Linked DNA regions of Homo sapiens: region 2 is linked to region 1. Evidence: chromatin loops called from intact Hi-C (ENCODE). Cell type or tissue: MCF 10A. All regions are shown on one strand. Each heading gives the region's core, and the rest is flanking DNA. Links, peaks and the distances in the headings are about the cores only. Region 1 overlaps ARV1 (ARV1 fatty acid homeostasis modulator). Region 2 overlaps TTC13 (tetratricopeptide repeat domain 13).

Region 1 (8,341 bases), core at 36-8,035:
GATACAGTACTTTCGGCCTAGCACGGTGGCTCATGCCTGTAATCCCAGTACTTTGGGAGGCCAAGGCAGGCGGAGCACGAGGTCAGGAGTTCAAGACCAGCCTGACCAACACGGTGAAACCCCATCTCTCTAAAAATACAAAAATTAGCCAGGCGTGGTGGCGCACTCTTGTAATCCCAGCTACTCGGGAGGCTGAGGCAGGAGAATCTCTTGAACCCGGGAGGCAGAGGTTGCAGTGAAGCTGAGATTGCGCCACTGCACTCCAGCCTGGATGACAGAGTGAGACTCCGTCTCAAAAAAAAAAAAAAAAAGTACTTTTTATTTGCTATAGGGCTTGGCTTATTTTAAGTGCACAGATATTTAACAAATTCATTATTATGTTAACAAAACAAAACTCCTATAAGAGTCTCCTAAGTTTCCATTTCCTTCAGCACTACAGCATTCGGCTCCCACCCTTGGGATCCTAGATGCAAAGATGAATAAGACACAGCCCTACCCTTGAGGAGCTTAAAGACTTAAAGAAGGGAAGGGAATGCTCCTAGAGATGACAGGAAGGAAACAGCAGGAATATTTATGAAAAAAATTGGTTTGGCCGATTTATATTCTAAAAGAGATCTGATTCATTAGGCATTGGAGAACACAGCAGGACAGAGGAAGTCATATCCATGTTTAGACAGGTGATGGAAGCAGCCTGAATTCCCAGAGTATGCTTGGTCCTTGCGTTGTAGGGATTCTTTAGAGGAAGATTTTTCTCTTTTCAGGATACTTGCCTATAAAGTAGTAAATGAAACAATTTTGCCAAAATAAGAAACATAGGAAACATAGTTGCTAAATCTGGGCAGGCGTGATGATTCACACCTATAATCCCAGCACTGTGGGAGGCTAAATCGCAGATCACTTGAGGTCAGTAGTTCAAGACCAGCCTGGGCAACATGGTGAGACCACCCCCTGTCCCCCACCCATCTATACTAAACTACAAAAATCAGCTGGGCATGGTGGCACGCGCCTGTAGCCCCAACTACTCAGGAGGTTGAGGTGGGAGGATCACTTGAGCCAGGGAAGCAGAGGCTGTAGTGGGACAAGATCCTGCCACTGCACTCCAGGCCTAGGCGACAGAGTGAGACCTTGTCTCAAAAAGGAAAGAAAAGAAAAGAAACATATATACTAAATTGAATAAATACAACTCCCAGTGGTCTGCTTTGGGATGTCTACATTTGTTTGTTTCGTGTGTGTGTGTGTGTGTGCGTGTGTGTGTGTGTGTGTGTGTGTGTGTGTGTGTGTGTAGTTTTCCTCTTCACATTCAAGGTGAAGGCAGAGGGAAAGGAAGTTGCAAGCAGCACTTAAGGGAAAAGCAAATAATAGAGGGAGAACAAGGAAAGTGAGGTGTAAACTTGTTGTGCCCAGGGGTGTTAGAGAGAACGCCACACTTTGAGACGAATTAAGAGTCCTTTATTAAGCCGGCGGCCAAAGAGACAACTAATGCTCAAAATTCTCTCGGAAGGGGCTTGATTAACTTTTATATCTAGGTTTAGGAAGGGGAGGGGGACTCAAATGCAATAATTCTACAGAAGTAAAAACATGCAAGAATCAAAAGAAGCAAAATGGTTACAGAGAGATAAACAACTTAAAAGACAAATGGTTACAAGAAGAGCAACGGTACCAGGTGCAAGGTTCTAAATCCTTCATTATAATTAGATATAGGGTCTATGCCGGACACGAACTCAAGGTTTTATGTTGTTATCTCTTTGAGAAAAATCCTGGGAACTTCATACATTGTTGGTGTTAGTACCTTATCAGTTAATTGGGCTTTTTTGAAATGCTGATTATCTGTTTACCCAGGCCAACTCCTTACGGAAGGGGGTTGGGTAATGAGCCCTTAGTGTCTTGTAAATTAAGAGGTCAATTGGAGTTTGTCCGGCCTTCCCAGCTAGAGAGAGTCTTACTTACATGAGAAGCAAAGCTAGGTGATTAAAGAGACAAGCAGGACAAAATTCAAAGTAACGAGTTAGAGTAAAAACAAGGTTAGGCGTTTCAAACTGACTGAGAGGGAACCAGCAAACTTTAATGACTTCTCAGCATTTATAAAACATGCCGAATGCTAAGAAGGGAAATGGGCAAAGCACACAGCATATCACATACTACCAGAAGCTGCCTCCTCTGTTTGATTTCATATCACCCTGTGCTTATCCCATTGTAGCCGTTGGATGTTACATAGTCTGATGACTGTGGTCATGAGACCATATCATAGAGGCATGTTTGTCTTCTGCTTCTAAACTGTTAGATCCTTGAGGATAGAAACTGTGGCTGAAGGTGAATATCTAGCACCTTGGAAGTTCCTGGTCCATAAAATGGCCAAGAAAAGAGAACGATTGTTATACATGTAATAGCCACTCCAAAGACATTTGTCAAACAAATGAATGCAAAAGGAATAACAGCTGCTGTGTCTCCTGGTGCTGGTTTCTGCCTACCTCCTTCCAAGTATTGTCCAGATCCCCAGCCTTAGACTTGTGATGCTGTCCAAAAACGGGTTTTAGAGAATATTTAAAGGACAGAGAGAGGACCCCTGACTTTTTAGGGTTTCCATTTTAACATGAAGCAGCCTCTCTGGTGTCCCAGTCTTGCATGTAGAAAGGAAGGAGATGTGTTCCATGTGAGTAGCCAAGGGAGACCTATCAAACAGCTGTTTGTCATGGACATGGAATTTCTGATTCTGGGGCTTCTGTTTAGATTCTGGCTTACTCCCTGCTCAGGTAAAGAACTGCAAAAATATTAACTCCTTATGCGTCAGTTTGATTAAGCAGAATTTTTTTTTTTTTGAGACGGAATCTTGCTGTGTTGCCCAGGCTGGAGTGCAGTGGCGTGAACTCAGCTCACTGTAAGCTCCGCCTCCTGGGTTCACGCCCCATTCTCCTGCCTCATCCTGTAGTTGCTGGGACTACAGGCACCTGCCACCACGCCCTCCTAATCTTTTTGTATTTTTTTTTTAGTAGAGATGGGGTTTCACCATGTTAGCCAGGATGGTCTCGATTTCCTGACCTCGTGATCCACCTGCCTCGGACTCCCAAAAGTGCTGGGATTACAGGCATGAGCCACCATGCCTGGCCCTGATTAAGCACATTTAAGTTTGAGGTAACAGCACGTCTCCCTTCATTGGATCACTCGGTAACTGGAAAACATACCTATTCTTGTAATGACACAAATGAAGTGGAGAAGCTATTTAAATTGGGAACACATCCAATGTTTTATTACATTTGAATTGCAGGGTCGGTATTCTTCAGTGCCCTTCATTTTTCTTCCAGCACTTTAATGTAATTAAAAGGCCAGCCTAGAAGGTTTTTACACTCGCAACTCTTCTATTTTATCTTCTCAGAGTTTCCAAATGTTATGCGTTTGAATTGTAGCCATTCCAGTAGTCCCCGTTCTCTTTGGGGTATATGTTCCAGGACCCACAGTGAGTGCCTGAAACCACAGATAGTATGGAACCCAATTACCATCCATCGGAACACGTTTCTGTTCGTGCCTTCCACCCACAAATGTAATACTTTTCCTATTTTTTTTTTTTTTTTTTTTTTTTTTTTTTTTTTTTTTGAGAGAGAGAGACCGAGACAGGGTCTTGCTTTGTTGCCCAGGATGGGCTCGAACTTCTGGCTTCAAGCGATCCTCTCACCTCGGACTCCCAAAGTGCTGGTATCACAGATGTGAACCATGGCACCTGGCCCTGCCTTTTCCATCTTAGCACTTCTCACATACTGTGGCCTTAATTTTTGCAGTTTGAAATGCCACAGCAAAACTAGCACAATTTCTTTTCTTTACAGTTGCACAGGTAGAAGATTCATTCTTACTGTAGATCTTAACCTCAGCATAAGATTGGTTTTTTCCTTATTAGTTGAGAACTTTCACCTTTTCACTTAAAGGATTTTACAGCTTCTCTTTGGCTGTAAAATTGCCAGCATCACTACTCTCATGCTTTGGGGCTATTATTAAGTCAAAGAAGGGTGACTTGAACCACAAGCACTGCAGTACTGCAATCCTCAATCCTGTTAACCTGGACAGCGACTAGATGACTAACAGGCGGGGAGCATCTGCAACGTGGACACGCTAGACAAAGGGATGATTCACATCCCGGACAGTGGAGCAGGACAGCATGCAATTTAAAACTTATGCTTATTTCTGGATTTTTCCATTTCATATTTTCAGAATGCTGTTGACCTCGGGTTACAAACTGCAGAAAGCAAAACTGTGGCTACGGGAGGACTGCTGTAGTTTTATAAAGTGAATGGTAGCATTGATGCATTTTTGTGAATAGTACTGCTTTAGAGGTCACATTTCTAATGAGCTTGTTTGTGTATACCTGCGTTTTTTATGTTCTAGTGATGTTGGAATTTGGTAACATTGTAATCACATGTGTCTAGAGAATCTGAACTCAAAATTGGTGACCCTTCAGGGGGGAATAAAGCCATTTAATGTGAACTGCTAAGAGCCAAGGGAGCCTTGATTCTGGAACCTAGAGCTAGGCTGCACAGCCTAGTTCCTTGCACAGCCCAGCACTCTCCAGACTGTACAGACAGTAGAGTCTGTCTCTACTCTAGCAGAGAAAGACCATTTTCTTTCCATATCCTTGATGTTACTGGAGAAAAACCCAGGCTTCCCCTGTTACCGGCCACCTCAGGATCATTCGGATCATGCCCCATTCTTTACCTACTTGCAGCTCTCAGTAGTTCTGGGGACAAGGTAACTGCTGAGTACTTTTCTCCAAATCATGTGCCAAGAACCATAAAGTCAGGGGCATCTAGCCAAGAGGCAACAATTTATCAATGAAAGTGCATTATAAATATATTTATTTTGTAATAATTGCTACAAATTGAAAGTGGAATTGGACATAGAGTCTCTGTAGATTGAAAGTAAAATCTTCTGGAATACTTTCCTGCCTAAACTCAGTCTTTAAATTAGATATATTTTTAGCTTCTTGAATATGACGTTAAAATATTAATATTCCTAGCCTAGAAGATTATATTTAGTCCTTTCTGAAACCCTTTCTTATATAGATGAACATTTTGTATCTGAATGGAAGTTTATATAAATAATTGCTAATATGGCCATATTGCTATCTGTGTCCAAAATAGACTCTGCTGTTTTGAAATCCTTGAGGATTTCAGAAAGTATACATTTGCTTGTTCTAATATTATCTTGTATTATTTCAGAAATCCTGCCAGAAACCTGTAGACAAATATATCGAGTATGATCCTGTTATCATCTTGATTAATGCTATATTGTGCAAAGCTCAGGCCTACAGACATATTCTTTTCAATACTCAAATAAATGTAAGTTGTGATAATTTCATTTTTTAATTTTATTTGATGCTGTTACATTTTAAAAGAATAATAAGAATTTTAAACAGAAGTAAAGAATATTATAAAAGAGGAAAAGAAATTCTAATGTGAGAGTGGGTCTTTTATTGCAACATATCTGGAAGTTTCTAGAAATAATAGATGTTGATTTTGAAAGGTGCACAATGCTTAGTGAGTGTTTAAGAATATGGTCACTGGCAGGAAACTGACAAGCCATGATCTGAATTACCTGCTAGTAAATTGAAACAATCATCACTGGTTTTTAACAGAATACAATTAGACATATCCAGGTAGGGAGAGAATTATACCTAAATGAGTTAAGCAAACATTAAAAGAAAAATGTTTTTTTAAAACATAATTTATTGCATTTTATACTTTGCTATTAAAGGAATGTATAAGGTAAATAACATTCAGTTTAATCAAAGTCCTGATTTATAAAGTTGAATTTTTCAAAATAAACTTTTAGTTTATTGAATTGTGAGCTCTTTAATAGTTTGGGTAGAGTTGACAGATAACATACAGGACAGTCAATTAAATTTGAATTTCATATATACCATGAATTAATTTTTTAGTATAAGAATGTCCCAAATATTGCATGGAACATACTTATACAATAAAAATGGATTCATGGTGTGTGTGAAACTCAAATTTAACTGGCGGTCCTGTTATTTTATTTATTTATTTATTTTTGAGACGGAGTCTTGCTCTGTCACCCAGGCTGAAGTGCAGTGGCGTGATCTCGGCTCACTGCAGCCTCTACCTCCTGGGTTCAAGTGTTCTACTGCCTCAGCCTCCCAAGTAGCTGGGATTACAGGCACGCATCACCAAGCCCAGCTAATTTTTGTATTTCTAGTAGAGATGAGGTTCGCCATGTTGACCAGGCTAGTCTGGAATTCCTGACCTCAAGTGATCCTCCCACCTCAGCCTCCCAAAGTATTGGGATTACAGGCATGAGCTACTGTGCCCAGCTCTTCCTCACTTTATATTGATGGAGAAAGTTCAACCTGAAGGAGGAATACATAGAAAAAAGCCAATTTTTGTTGCCTAGTATTTTTTATTTTAGCCAAAATTTCAGACTTTTAAGAATTAGGTTTTAATTGTTCTCTTTTAACATATTGAGTCATACTCATCCAGCTGGAGATATTTTTAAAAAACTGATGTTCAGACTAATAGTTTCTTATTCAATATCATGGAATCTTCAGATTAAGTCTATTCTCTTATTGCTGTTCCCACATATACATGAATCACATAAGTTTTTTGCTTGATTCTGTATAAAGGACAGAAATCAAAAATGTATAATGAAAGGTGAACTATTATTTAAAGCAGTGATTCTTAACTAGGGGTGCACATTAGAATCCCCCCAGAACTGTTTCAAAGTATGATGTCTATGTTGTACTATGAAGATTCTCAATCAGGACCTGGGCTCAGACATTTAAATTTTGAAAAAAATCTCCCCATGTGCTTCTGATGGACATTGCTGATTAAAACTCACTGATTACAAAATGACTACAATTAGCCACTTAATTGGGCAGTCCTGAATTTGAAAAGTGACTAGGTGGGATGCCACAAATACTCTGTACCTGTTGATACTAGTGCAACTGGGTTTCCTTACCTAATTGAATGGCAATGTCTTTGACTATCAGATCCATGGAAAACTCTGCATATTTTGTTTGCTTTGTGAAGCATACCTGAGGTGGTGGCAGCTTCAAGATTCCAACCAGAATACTGCCCCTGATGACTTGATCAGATATGCTAAGGAATGGGATTTCTATAGAATGTTTGCGATTGCTGCTTTAGGTAAGGAGATGCCATGCTTTCCATTCTTAGTTAACTATTCTTACTTAACTAATCTGGTTAAAACTAAGACATGTAGTCTTAATTGTTGGTAAGAAGAGCTAGTTAATATGGGACTTAAGATGAAATTTTCAGCTCTACCACTACTAACCTACGAGGTGAGTGTGTTTGAATCACCTGCTTTTTAAAAATTTGTTACCACGTATATGGTATGGAAGTAGTTATGCTTATCGGATTAGAAAGTTTCATAAAATATTTCGAAGCACAATATTGTTGATAAAATTCTTTTATTTTTATTATTATATATTTTTTAAGACAGGGTCTCACTCTGTTGCCTAGGCTGGAGTGCAGTGGCACAGTCACAGCTCACTGCAGCCCTGAACTCCTGGGCTCAAGCAATCCTCCTGCCTCGGCCCCCCCAGGTAGCTGGAACCACAGGTATGCACCACCACACCATGCACCACCTCCAGCTAATTTTTGTATTTTTTTGTTGAGATGGGGGGTCTTTCCGTGTTGCCCAGGCTGGTCTTGAACTCCTGAACTCAAGCAGTCCTCCCACCTCAGCCTCCCAAAGTGCTGGGATTACAGGTGTGAGCCACTGTGCCTGGCCAATAAAATTCTTAATGTTTAAGTTTTGATTATCCAATCTGAAAGTTAGCTAAGTCCTATCTTTATTAATAGAGATAATTGCCAGACATTACCCAATGTATTGTACTAATTGCATTATACTAATGCAGTGTATTTAATAGGGTTTGGTATTTTTTGTTACTTGTTACTTATCTGAGTGCATGCAGGGAATTTGGCTACTCCTCAAAATTCCTTAAGTTCAGGAAGTGCTTTTCAGAATTTCACTTCATAAGTTATTGTTTTCCTAGTGTCAGAATTGTGTTGAGCTAATTTCTGTGACTATTTTATTGCTAGTTCCATGCTTCTCTGCTTCTCAACTCTTTGATTATAATGAAATCTTACTTTAGTAATACTAAGTCTCCAGTCCACTCCAATATCACATTTCTGGGCTGTGTGTCTTCTTTTGTCCTCTTTTTTTCTCTGTCTGCTCTCGCTCTCTTGGTCATGTAACCTGTCTGCTGAGAACTCTCAAATGTCCATCTAGACCTTTCTCCAGACCTCCAGACTCTGCATCCCTCTGCCTTCTCAACATCACCACTTGGATATCTAATAAATCACCATACCCATAATTG
Region 2 (8,341 bases), core at 58-8,057, 70 kb before region 1:
TGCATTTAGTCCTCGGAGCCTACAAAGAAAAGCTCAGCTGCTGCCTTGATTGAGGAAGGAAGGAAGAAACGGGGCCACAAATTATTATTATAAGAAATGGGATCTTGCTCTACCACCCAGGCTGGAGAGCATTGGCATGATCATAGCTCACTGCAGCCTCAAACTTTTGGGCTCAAGTGATCTTCCCGCCTCAGCCTCTTGAGTAGCTGGGACTACTGGTATGCACCTGTAGTTATTTTTAAAAATCTGTTGCAGAGGCAGGGTCTCACCATGTTGCCCAGCCTGGTCTCAAACTCCTGGCCTCAATCTTCCCATCTTGGCCTCCCAATATGCTGGTATGAGCCACCACTTCTGGCCAAGGGCCACAAATTATTATGAAACCATGACTCAGGTCATAATGTAGCTCATCAGAGGTTCAAAAAAGGAATCTAATTTGGACAACATAGAGAAAAGCAGGAAAGGTCTCATGGGAGAAGTGGCCTGAACATGGGTCGGGATGGGAGTGAGAGACCCAGACATTGGAAAGCAGGGGTGAACTGGGGAACAAGCATTCCAGTCGGACTAGCAGGCCAGGTTCCAACAGGGAGATGGTCCAGGTCAAGCAGGAAATGTCTGAGGCCACTTTGTGAGAGGCTGTGAATGCCTGGCAGGGAAGCTGGTTTGGGTAGCCACAGGCAATGGCTGGGTATGGAGAGGGGAGAGATTTGTGGAGCTAGGGGAACGTCCAGTGAGGTGGAGCTCTAGCAACATTGGTGAAGTGCTGGTGAAGCAGGAGACAGAAGATGGGATGCCAGGCAGAGTCGACTCGAGGGGTCAGGAGGCCCAGAGCAAGGGAGGCAACAAGTGAGGTGAAGCAGGAAATTGAGGAAAGATGTCACGTTTCAAGGGGAGAAATTTCATGTACAGTTGACCCTTGAACAACATGGGTTCGAACTGCATGGATCCACTTATACGAGGATTTTCTTCCACCTCTGCCACCCCTGAGACAGCAAGACCAACCCCTCCGTATCCTCCTCCTCAGCCTACTCAACGTGAAGATAGTAAGGATAAAGACCTTTATGAGGATCCACTTCCACTTAATACATAGTTAAGTATATTTTCCTTATTATTTTCTTTTTTTTTCTCTTTTTGAGATGGAGTTCACTCTGTCACCAGGCTGGAGTGCAGTGGCATGATCTCGGCTCACTGCAACCTCCCCGTCATGGGTTCAAGCGATTCTCCTGCCTCAGCCTCCAGAGTAGCTGGAATTACAGGTGCGCGCCACCAGGCCTGGCTAATTTTTGTATTTTTAGTAGAGATGGGATTTCACCATATTGGTCAGGCTGGTCTCGAACTCCTGACCTAGTGATCCGCCCGCCTTGGGCTCCCAAAGTGCTAGGATTACAGGCGTGAGCCACTGCGCCCGGCCGACTTTCTTAATAACATTTTCTTTTCCCTAGCCTACTTTACTGTAAGAATACAAAATATAATATATATAACATATAAAATATATGTTAATCAGCTGTTTATGTTTTTGGTAAGGCTTCTGGTCAACAGTAGGCTATTAAGTTTTGGGGTAGTCAAAGGTTATATGCAAATTTTTGCCTGCTGGGGTGGGAAGGTCAATCCACCTAACCCCTGAGTTATTCAAAGATCAACTGTACTTATATAGTAATTTCATTTCTGCTTAGGAATCTGATCTGAGGATACACATCGTGGATGTGTGAAAAGGTAGGAGAACACTTTTTATGTTAAATAGCACAACCTGCAATCAGGGGAGAATGATCTTTATTGGGAACGTACTTTGATAAGAAGCTTGAGGTAGAGATCAAGACTTCAAAGATATAGAAAAGCCCTGAAATCTGGAAGTTGCTGAACTGGTGTTTACTCATGAAGGCCTGTTTAAGTTTTGACATGGAACTTGAAGAGGTGGCTCCTTGTAGTTTAGAGGAAAAGTATGTGAGAAAGCCAGAGCCCAAGAGGCAGAGGGGCTGGAGAATGTGAGTCATAGTCTCACTGCTGAGCAGGTGGAAACCAGGGGGAGGGCATGGCACTTCCCAAGGCTATGCACCTGAATATGGGGTGTGTGTGTATGTGTGTGTGTGTGTGTGCACAGCTCAAGGCAATTCCACCCACAATTCAAGGAATATGGAGGCTGACAGACAAAGCTTGGATTTCAGATGTAAATAAAACTAGAGTTAATAAAAATGTTTACTGCAGTGCTATTTATAAAGCAAAACAATGAGAAATACCCTAAGTGGTCAATAACAAAAAGATCAGTCAGAGAAATTCTACATCTATACAATGGAATATTATGCAGTTACTAAAAATACTTTTAAGAATATGACTGGGGAAATGATTGTGATAATGTAATGGTAAGGGTAAATAGTAGAACAGTCTAACCTCAGTTTTTAAAGAAAATAACTTGATTTTTATTTTGTTAATTTTGCTTATCTGTATATTCTAAATTTTCTACAATAAGATTATACTACTCATTAATTATTAAAGCTGTTTTCTCTCTCTCTCTCTCTCTCTATATATATATAGATTGGCTTTTATACATATATATTTAAATCTACAATGGACTTCAATCCGCCAACTGCTCATCTTTTTTCATTTTATTAGTAAAAGCCTCCCTCGCCCCCCCAAGGAACTTCAAGAACCCAGAAGAATGTCTCCCACAAACTACATCATACATAGTATCTAGAAAGTCCTTAGATTTAGACAGTCAGAAAATGTATCTGCTGGTGTAATACTTTAGATGTCACATTTTTTTAAATAACTGGTTATAACTGCTCACTGGACCTTGATACTTTTCATTTCAGGATGGAGCAAAAGTTCAACACCACAAAACTCTATAGTGACAATAAGCACAGGCACCCTTCCTGCCTCGTCTCTAGTTTACACCCACATTAAGAAGCGCACATACTTGTCTCCTGTAATCGTGATTGTGAATCCATCATATTCCTTCCCTTGGTCTTTAAGGCTGGGAACTTTTGTGTTCACGGTGAACCCATCCTTCGTTTTAGTATTAAACTGCTTTCAGGGAAAAAGAAAATTCACGTTACTAGTGTTTCATTCACTGTAAACCCCAACTGCAACTCTGTAGTGCTGGCTCTACCTTACATGTTTTTAAAAAGGGCCAAGGAGGTCATCTGATACAAGAGATGGTGGCCTGGTGGCCAAGGACATCTCTGCCTGTCTTCAGGCCCCAACAGAGCCCAGGTTACGCTCCCCACAGCTCCTACCAGAGGCCAGCAGAGAACCTCAGCACCAAAAGCTCACAGGTTCTCTTCGTCAACAAGGGGCACTGCTCACTTCTAAGAGCTCCCTTTGAATGTTTTCTCATGTCCATCTTAGTAGGCAGCAACCTTGAATCATGGCAGAATAGTTGTACCTAACATCCCGTAACTCAAAAATGCAACTTATGCTCATACTAGTGCTCAAAGCAGAGACTGATTTTTCTGAAGAGTACCCAGGATTATATCCACTAACTGGAGAACTTCATTCACACCCACACCCACACCCACCCAACTCTGTGAGCCACAGATAAGTCGGTTAAGTTAAAAGAATTACTCGGAGTTAAGAATGGCTTTCGGAGTGATAAATGTATGAACACAGTTTCAGACGTTAGCTTTCTGTTTAAAACATTTGGGACAAACCTGCAATGGCAATAAATAGGTTTCAGAAAATGACCCCCAAATTTAGTTAACTTAATATTGCCAATTTTTTTTTTTAATTGATGGACTGGAAGTTAAGAGAAGCAACAGTAAAGTACAAGAGGCTGCTGCTTCATGAGGGGAGAGCTTGTCTAGAAACAGAAAGATGCACCAGGTGTCACCAGCAGCCCAGAAGCCAGAGGATGAGTGGCACAGGTCATAAGGCCCACAGCAGGCACTGAGCAGGCAAGCATCTTTCACGCCAAAAAAAACGACTTTCAGGAGAAGAAATGCGTTAACACACTATGTGCCAATTCTCATCTAATCCTCACAACATACTGATAGCACTAGGTATGGTCTCAATCTTACAGATGAGAAACGAACTAGGTGAGGCAAAGTCTGGCTGAGTCCCAGCCAGCAGGGAAGCCGCAGAGTGGGAATGTGGGCCCAAGGTCTTGGTGAATTCCAGTCCGCGTTACTTGCTAATAAACCGCCTCTAGGGGGCGCTGACATACACGTTAACTTGGTTTTTCATCAACAGTACCATTGTGCCTTTCAGTGGAAGTTGACCTGGTACATTCCACTAAGCACTTTAAACACTCAAATATCTTGTTGTATATTCTGCTGTGTGTGCCTTGCAAAGTACCAATATATCCGTAATCCTGGGTAAAGGCTAGATGTATAATGCTGAAATGGAATGTCATCCCACCGCAGAGAACAAACATCTTACATCTTTCAGACAACAGTTGGTGATTTCACACCGAGAGGCACACTGAGGCTGGCGATGCCGCGTCTCAGGCTGCATGCTAAGTGACTACAGTCTTGTAGCCCACTCTGTTTTTCTTCTTAGACAAAGACATATAAAATATTAAAATCTCCCTAAACTGACGTTGTATTCTGCCTAATACCACAGGACATCTAAATGCCTAACTAGAATACCCACAGGAAGGCAGCTGAAGAGCCCTCACACACCAGTTTCCTTTCTATATGGTACATCTCAGGGCCTGTGGTGAAGCCATTCTGCCCCCTGGGGGGCGCTGGGGAAATTTATGGGAGACTGATTATTACAGGGATTGGACAGTTGGGAGCCAAGATTACTATATGTCCCACAGTACAGGGGATTGTCACACATAATGTATGATTTTCTAATGTCCCACTGGATTTTCATGTAGATGAAGAACATGTTTATCATTTAATCAATATGTGGGCCTGGAACCAGACTCTGTTTTGCACTTAAACGCTAACTATTTATTATATAGTTTTCATACATACTGAATTTGCCAGGAATGCAAATAGCATACACATTGAGTAAGGAGTCTACTATATATAGCTTGGAGCTTTACTAAGCTTGGTTTACCATTTCAGAAAACCACATCGCCAATGACAATGTAGCTCACCAAATAACACACAGATATGGGGCTACACTTATAACTGTCACATTCACCATGATTTTACATGCAGGTGTGAAGCACTGGCTACTGCTTTCCGGCTTCTAGAGAAGGCCTGCCCCAATTTCTGCATACTGAGATACACTGTGTGGACACTGTGTGGACTGAGATACTGAGATGACTTTGCGTGGACATTTTTTAGGAGGTGAGACATATTCTCTGTGAAGTTCATCTTAGTGCAATAAAGGAGTCAGTAAAGGGGGCATCTGAACATGTTTACTGAGTCAACGCAGTGGGTTTGAGAAGGTTGAGGGGCACTGTGTTAGTGCATCAGACCCTCACAATAAACTCCACGAGGTAGGTCTGGCCACAATATTTGGTCTTCAGCAGACCAAAAACCTGGAATAACTGTAAAATAGGCTCATCCACACCCACCCAGGCAGATGTGGGGCCTGGGTCAGATGCTCAGCTCTGTTCATGACATGCTACTTCCTTGCTATTCCTTAGAAATAGATACACTTTGCTTATTCATACAAATTTCCTAAATTTTACATGAATCAATCTCATCTACTATAGCTGCAAGGAAAACATTTACTGAAGTTGCACATTAGTGTTTAAACCACTAATTGGAAAAGCAATTCTAACTGCTGTTGGCATGTTTTGGGGCAGTTTTACTCCTAGATGGAGGAAAGGTTCACACAGTTATAATTCTTAATGGATTATACTTTAATCAAATAATTTCTGTCCCTTTTAGTGTCCTTCCCATTGAATTCAAATGTTTCCATTATTGATATTGCCACACATACTTTTCTTCTCATTAGCATTTGCCTGGTATACCTGGATCATACTATCATACTTTTGTATCTAGCTTTTTGTTTGTTTGTTTGTTTGTTTTTAGGAGATGGGGTCTCACTCATCACCCAGTGTAGGCAAGAGAGCAAGACCCTGTCTCAAAAAAAAAAAAAGAACAGAAATTTATTTTGGAGGCTGGGAAGTCTGAGATCAAGGTGCCAGCGTCTGATGTGAGCCTTCTGACTGCTGCCTCACATGACGGAAGCTGGAAGGGCAAGAGAGGCCACTCCCCAAAGCCCTTTTTATAACGGCATGAATCCATTCATGAGGGCTCTGCCATTAAACACTTCCTGTTAGGCTCCACCTCCCAACATATGTGCACTGAGGATTCCATTTCCAACACATTCATTTTGAGGGGAACACATTCAAACGATGGCATTTACTTCTCTAGTAATTAAAGAGTATAGGTTATTTTGCCTTTCTTTAAAGGGTAATGAGTTTTGACAGGTAGTCAAATCACTAGCAGATCCACTTAATCCTTTAGACTTAGTTTTATTCTTTGTTAGGGCAGTCTATTTAGAAATTGTTCTTAGTCCTAGGTTGTGGGCCTTACTGTAAAGTATGGTCTTACTTTTAAACTGTGTCCTTTCTGGGGTCTTAACTAAACGCCCAAGGTGTTCACAGGATCCATCCACATTGGCAAGGCCGAAACTCCAATGTCTCTCAGCACATACACCTCTGATACCTCTGCTCAGCTTTCGTTCCCACAGTAGCCACTCTCTGCTGAGCCTCTCATGGTCTTTTATTGCATGTTCATGACCAAGGTCTTAGTCAAGGATGAAAAGGAGTGCTCACATTAACCCCTGAGCACTCCCCAGCCTACATGGCCTCCTTCTCTCCTATACTCTGCTCTGCAAATTCCAGCCACTTTGGCAGAACCAAACTCCACTCTCTACCTCCTTAGCTTAGCAAGACCACTGTACTCTGCTTGGGCTCCACATTACCGTGCAGTGGTCTAATAAATACCACAGTAGAAAGCTGGGGTGACAGTGGGATTCACATTATTGTAATTAGCCAGTGCCTGAAAATAACTAACTTTTGTCCAGTTTTATAACTGCAATCATGTAGAAGGGCAGCTGAGTACCAGTTACTCAGCTGTGGCCAGAAGCAGAATTCAATTATATGTATTTTTAAGTTTTCTTTTTTCTATATTAACTGCTTCCTCACAAGTTGTTTTTTCTGTTTGAGTCTGATGCCTGTAGGTTCTTTTATTTTGGTTATTATTCAGAATGTGTTCATACGAGTGATTTCAAATAGCATTTAATAATTCTGAGTTCTTTTTAAAAAAGTGCTGTTGGTTTTCTTTTCCTCTAAAAACATGGACTGCCATTCTGATGCTAAAGTTACCTTCATAATCGGAAGAAGGTCTTCTACTTTGTGTACCTTTTCCAGGGCTTCCCGAACTTCCAGCAATCCTTTAGGATTATTAGCTCTTAAAGAGAGACAGAGAGAGATGGCAACTGAGATTAATGCAGAATTGTAATAATTAATCATGCAATTATCTTTAATTTAAATAAATTGACCTCAATTTTGAGTAGCTAAACATTCAAAATGGTAGGCCACAAATAAACCTTCCAAATAACGGGATAGTTCAATTCTAATGAGTTTTGGACTGCAGATGAAAATTAAGGAAACAGCAGCAGATGAGAATTAAGGAAACATCTAGAAGGCAAAACAGGAAAAAGCAGAATGGATCAAAAGCCAGTGTTTGTGTGAACATGTATGGTTATGAGTTTGGTTCTTAAACTCTGATTTTCCTATTCCAGCTCTAAAATTATATGTGGATGTTTTGTGTTGTTTTTTTCCTTTCTAAAGCTGCTCAAATGAAAGTATTCTGCTAGGTTTTTCCACCGATTTTATATTTACTTGGTGATATTTAAGCATTCAGATTTTTTTTCTCCTAGTGTTCTGCTCATTGTTTTGTCTATCCCATCCTGCCTTTCAAGTGAAGGAGAGTAAGTATTAAAGCTGAAATCCCTAAAAGATAAATCCAAAGAAACATCCTGCTTTATAGAAGAAAGAGACTAGAAAAGTCACAATAGTGCACATAAAGTTAAAAACACTTCAGTTGAGGTCTGTGGATTTTGTATTAAAAAGAAAGTGATTATGAAAGCCTTTACGATTCTAAACACTGTGTAAAAATTTGATAGACCTTGTTTAGCCCGTCAACAGGCTTAGTTCTCAAGTTTCAAAAATATAACAAATATAAAACACATGAAATCAACTCATTACTAAGAAGGAGAAAATTAAAGGCTTACCCATGATAAACAAGAATTCTGTCTTTAATAAAATGAAGTATTTTCTCAAAATATTCTAGGTATCTCATGTTGATCACCTGACCCCTATAAGGCAAAAATAATAAAATTAAGAATATTTTTATAGAAGAATATGCTCAAGCCAACATCTAATTTCAAAGTTAATTTAAAAAAATAAGAAACTATGAGAATAATGTAGAAAAAAAAA

The links. Hi-C counts contacts between places; a loop is a spot of excess contacts. Peaks named below come from ENCODE experiments on the same cell type or tissue, not always from the same donor. Only the 100,000 strongest peaks of a DNase experiment are listed, where the experiment ranks them.
Region 2: it touches region 1 in a loop (5-fold over the local background); 29 of 110 quality-filtered maps call a loop at or near these places.

What each region holds. Positions count from the first base shown.
Region 1 is chr1:230,983,119-230,991,459 of GRCh38, forward strand. ARV1 (ARV1 fatty acid homeostasis modulator) reads left to right here. Exons shown (of 6, transcript NM_022786.3): 2 at 5,202-5,321; 3 at 6,992-7,145. Among named protein-coding and RNA genes, the nearest start is that of ARV1, 8.2 kb to the left of the region's middle. In MCF 10A, for the core only: no CTCF peak of the experiment used is centred there; a DNase peak (open chromatin) is centred at 4,073.
Region 2 is chr1:230,913,285-230,921,625 of GRCh38, forward strand. It overlaps TTC13 (tetratricopeptide repeat domain 13), which reads right to left. Exons shown (of 23, transcript NM_024525.5): 16 at 8,137-8,220; 17 at 7,226-7,310; 18 at 2,909-3,018. Among named protein-coding and RNA genes, the nearest start is that of C1orf198, 49 kb to the left of the region's middle. In MCF 10A, for the core only: a CTCF peak has its summit at 4,140 (motif pointing right); DNase peaks (open chromatin) are centred at 367 and 4,147.